2 separate regions of the Mus musculus genome follow, and region 1 is linked to region 2. Evidence: chromatin loops called from intact Hi-C (ENCODE). Cell type or tissue: heart. All regions are shown on one strand. Region 1 overlaps Jarid2 (jumonji, AT rich interactive domain 2). Region 2 overlaps Dtnbp1 (dystrobrevin binding protein 1).

Region 1 (2,500 bases), 190 kb before region 2:
TGTAAATACATTAAAAGTTAAATTTTACCACTAACTATTCATGGCTTACCATTATCTCTGACTTACCTATTTCCCTTACATTACAGTTGTGGAAACAAGGCTAAGGAAAGGTGTTTGTCGCCCTGTGGTAGTTTCTTAATGTGTCTGTACGAGGATTCCATTGGCTTGGAAACATTACAGTGTTTTGGTCACCTCATACCTTGGGTTTTTTTTTTTTTCTTTCTTTTTTTTTTTTTTTTAAAGTTTTATAAAACTTCTGCCAAGTGCTTAAGATTGTCTTTTAAAATTTCTGTTTCTTTCATGTGTTTGAGTGTTTTGCCTGTATGAATGAAAGTCTGTGCATCACAGGCCTGGTGCCCTAAGAGGCCAAAAAAGAGGGTGTTAGATACCCCAGAAATGGAGGTACAGATGGTTGTGAGCCACTATGTGGCTCTTGCTTCACCCTGCTCGCTCTGCGCCCCCCAACCCCCCCTCCCGCTCCAGCCCAAAGGTTTCTTATTTCTTATTATAGGTGGTTGTGAGCCATGTGTGGTTGCTGGGATTTGAACTCAGGACGTCTGGAAGAGCAGTTAGTGCTCTTAACCATTGAGCCATCTCACCAGCGAGTACTTTTAACCACTGAGGAGCTTTTCAGTCCCACAATTTTGCAATCTTTACTCTCAAACTTTGCCGAATATCTGAAGATGGTTTTGAACACCTGTCTCTACTTCCATGAGCTGGAATTAGAACATGGGCTGTTATGTTCATAATGTTTGTGTTTAAACCAGGTGCAGAGAAGCAGGTGGGTCCCACCTAGAAAGTTTGATGCTACTTTGATTTATATTGGCCAGAAAGGAACCCATAATGAGACTGTCCCTGCCCCCAAATCCTAGAGAAACAAAACCCCAAACTTTTATCAGGGTACATTTCCTGAAGGGTGTTTTTTTTTTAGAACTTGGGTAAATTAGTCAGGGCCTGGGCTTTGAGTCCTTAAAGATGTGGTTTTTACTTTGATAATATGCTCAAAAAATAAATTATTGTTCCAAGCACCACACACACCTATGCGCATATTCTCATTGATATAACATGCATCTCTTTCTCTCTCTCTCTCTCTCTCTCTCTCTCTCTCTCTCTCTCTCTCTCTCTCTCTCTCTCTAACATAATCTGATTTGTGGGCAGGGATGGCTTGGAGTTGACAGAGAGAGATCTACCTGCCTCTGCTGATGTACCTCTGGCTTGTGCTTGCTGAGGCCAGAAGAGGGCATCAGATGCTCAGGAACTAGACACACTTACTGACAGCTGGGAATCTGCTCTTTGGGTGGCTGGGAGTAGAAGAGTAGGAGAGGCAAGTAAGTATTCTTAACCACAGAGGTAAGGTGCTAGATGATCCCTGGCACTCGGGTTTGGGTGGACCTAGGGAGAGGTTTCCACTCTGCCTTTCCCCAAAACTGATTGCATTCTGAGATCTCAGCATTGAGACCCTTAAAAAGCTCCACCTGCAGTTAGTTAGAAACTTGTTGTCCTGTGGGAGTCAGGGAGAATCCTCCACCCTAAAATATTGAAATTTTTATTAAAATATATAAATATTTAAAATTTTGAAATAGTGGTCTCTGGGAACTGGCATTAGGTTACAAGTTGCTAGTATTGGATTGCATGAACCTTTCTAGTAGTGTCTTATGTGATAGAATAAAAAATGGGTTTTCTGGGTTACTTGTCTGACTTTGGTTAATAGACCAGAAGAACACAGAATGTTTGCTTGGTGCCTGCTAGGAGTTTGGACCACCCCAGGACTTGGGACAGTAGGGAAACTGGCGCTTGGGGTGACAGGTGAAGAGAAGAAAACCTTACCCAAAAGGAAGTATCACTCTTGTTTGTGCTCCCCTCCAGATGTGTGTGTTTGTGTGTTGGGGGGGTGGTATTATATTTGTGCAAGCCAGAGATCAACATTGGTCGAGTGTCTCTAGCCATCAGTTTTATTTTTAGAGATTATGATCTCATTGAGCTTAGATAGAGCTCATTGGTTAACAAGATTGGCTTGCTAGCCAGTTGGAGTACTTTGCCCCAATTTCTCCCCAGCATCTTAGTTACAGCACCCTAGACTGTCCAATCTGTGTGGGCACTGGGGGTCTGAACTCAGATCCTCACACTTTCAAAGCAAGAACTTTTTACTGACTGAGCTCTTTCAGTTCTGAACATAGAGCTGTTGGTGGGAAATTTACCTGCACAGCTTCTTCATTAGACACTGATACTTGTTAATTTAAAATCCGCTGTAATAATTGGAAGCAGCTGTTGTTTCCCTGCTGACTAGGTGGGTGCTGGAGTCATGCTTTTGAATTAGCTGGACTTGGACTGTTCGTATTTTAATTAAAGTCCCATTTTATCACTTTCTACCGCAGTTTTTGCCTCTCCAGTGACCTGGATTCTACAGTAATAGATTTGAATTATATGAATATCTCAGTAGAAAGGTATATAATCTTAAGTTCAAGGACTTGCAGTTGATGTTCTTATTAAATAGTGAATA
Region 2 (2,500 bases):
CACTTTATTATATAACATGTGCCTGCTTGTCTTTTATTGTTAGCTTGACGGGGCTTTTTTCATCTCTTTATTATATAAGAAATACTAAACTGCTCAATCAAAACAAGCAAGAAGCAAAGAGGCATTTGATGAGGATTTCAAATCTTATTTCATTCAAACTACTAGTGAAAAGCAACACCCATGCATAGGGGACCACAATTACGTAAAAGCCATGAGAGTGTGACAATACATGCCATCACGTGGTCACAGAGCAGCATCTTCAACAACTGGCCATGAGCTTAGCCACCACAGTGGGTAAAATAGAAATGTTGACAACACAGGGTCTGTTCGGTACAGCCATAGTAGGAATAGCCTTTAGGACCTTTGTCCTAACAAGTGAGGCACACAGGTAATACGAGCATAAACAACATGCTGGAGAGCCTTCAGGCACACAGTAGGTCAGTGTGAGCGAGCGCACAGGAGTTGTAACCAGCATGCTGCAGACCACAGGAGAGTCAGCGATAACTCTCTTCTTCTTTTTCTTGTCAAGAGTCTCTGGAATTAGTAACGAGCGCCTGGCAGGCGTACTGGAAGGACACTGGCTGCTTGCAAGCCTGTGTGTTGCTTTCCTAGAGGCGCCCTATGACCAGTGTGGTGGTTTCAATGAGAAATTTCCTCCATAGCCAGGCAGCCGAACACTCGGGGTCCACTGGTGGCAATGCTTGTCAGGGTTTGAGAAGATACTGCTCTGCTGAAGGGAACAGATCACTAAGGGCAGGCCTCAACAGTTCCTATCGATCATCAACCCATGTTCAGCTCTCTTCTGCTTCATGCCTGTGGTTAAGGGTGGGCCCTCTCGGCTTTGTGTTCCAGATCCCCCTGTTCCAGGCCTCCCCCGCCATTATGAACTCTCCCTCTGGAAAGGACCAAATAAACCCTTCCTCCTGTACAGTGCCTGAGCCACAGCAACAAAACAGGAACTAACACGACCAAGTAAGGAGAACATGCTGAGAACTGTTCGCTGTGTCCCCCTTAAAAAGCTCCTCTAAGATAATCTCAGAACGTGTTTCATCAAAATCTCTATTTTTACAGATGGAGAAACAAAGCCAAAGTCAAAAGACTCATCAAAGTCACAAACAGTCTAGGAACAGAACCCAGCTCTGATAAAGCAAACCTCTTGGCAGTGCATGAGGCTGTAGATACTCTGCGCTCCCTCCCCGTCTCCTCTTCTGTGACCCAGACAGGCCGTGTACAGCACAAACCAGTTTCTGAAACCCTACAGCTCCACCTGCTGAACATTTCTTCCAGGAGTTATTAGCACAAACTTTCACACAGCACCTGTGCTACAGTTAAACCAGAACTTCAAACTTACTGTGAGTAACTAAAACTTAGGCAAACAGTACTATGCCAACTCTGCTTTTTAATATAAACTACCCCGTTTATAGGAAGGAAGGAGTTATTTCCTTATCACCAAGATACAACATCTGACATCAATTAATCCTCAACTACTTGGAAGTGAAGAATTAAACAGAGAATTACCTTTGAAGGCTTCAAGCTCCTTCCTATAAGAAAAGAGAAAAGCAAATTTAAAATAATTCCTCCCCACTGAAAATTGCTCTTGCACAGTTTATGTGCTTAAAATACCCAGAATAGCTTTAGATGTTCATGTATTGACTATGCATCACTGAAAATATCAACACAATTAGACTAAAGTAATGGTTTTCATTTCTGCTCTTATCTCCTAATGGCTCAAAAACTCTACTAAAATTTAAGTTACAAAAACAAATGTAAGAATACAGAGAACATTTTCATGCTATATATGGTCCATCTCATACAGAAAAAAATTTAGAAAAGCACTTATTATAATCTTGATAAATATTGAACAATAGATTTTTAAGGTCTTCAACTAAAATTTACCAGAATAGCAGTAGTTATTTCTCCACTCAGTAGCAAAGAGGAAAAGTGAGAAAACGATATGAAAGGCTGACATTCACAGATCACCCTGCCCCTGAAGAGCCACATATCTCTAGGCCTCTTCTGGTTTGCTGAATGTCAATGTCAATTAAGGATGCTAACATGCACCCTTACATTCCTCAGGCAATACACAGTGAAGAAACAGAGAATGCTCCATAAAACCAACCCTCTGTGATAGACAAAGAGGTCACAGCAGGTTACATTCCAGTTTCCTCTTATAATTTTGTATGTTATGGCTTTCCCTGTATCAGTATTAATGAGAACATTTGAGGAGGTAAGTTTCTTTAGTAAAGACTAGCGCTCCTGGAATACAAGACTATCTGTCATTTACACTTTACGTCTTACTAAAACTGTAGGCTCGTTTAGAACTCAGGTCAGCACAGCAAGCTGACTACGATGCTGCTCACTGGCCCTTGAGGACAACCTAGCACCAGAAGCACACCAGGGTTGTGCCCTGCTGATAGGGGAAGCCTGTACAGAGGGCTGCCTGGCTCACACCGCTATCAAACGCAACAAAGTATCTGTGCAACAAGGTACACAAAGAAGC

Evidence for each region. Hi-C counts contacts between places; a loop is a spot of excess contacts. Peaks named below come from ENCODE experiments on the same cell type or tissue, not always from the same donor. Only the 100,000 strongest peaks of a DNase experiment are listed, where the experiment ranks them.
Region 1: a loop joins it to region 2, with 2.3 times the contacts of the local background. A loop is called at or near these places in 3 of 42 quality-filtered maps.

The regions. Positions count from the first base shown.
Region 1 is chr13:44,757,691-44,760,190 of GRCm38, forward strand. The region is part of intron 1 of Jarid2 (jumonji, AT rich interactive domain 2); the gene reads left to right. Among named protein-coding and RNA genes, the nearest start is that of Jarid2, 28 kb to the left of the region's middle. In heart, a CTCF peak has its summit at 1,238 (motif pointing right); no DNase peak of the experiment used is centred here.
Region 2 is chr13:44,951,654-44,954,153 of GRCm38, forward strand. It overlaps Dtnbp1 (dystrobrevin binding protein 1), which reads right to left. Exons shown (of 10, transcript NM_025772.4): 7 at 1,519-1,541. Among named protein-coding and RNA genes, the nearest start is that of Dtnbp1, 49 kb to the right of the region's middle. In heart, a CTCF peak has its summit at 1,280 (motif pointing left); a DNase peak (open chromatin) is centred at 1,198; H3K27ac peaks cover 813 bases.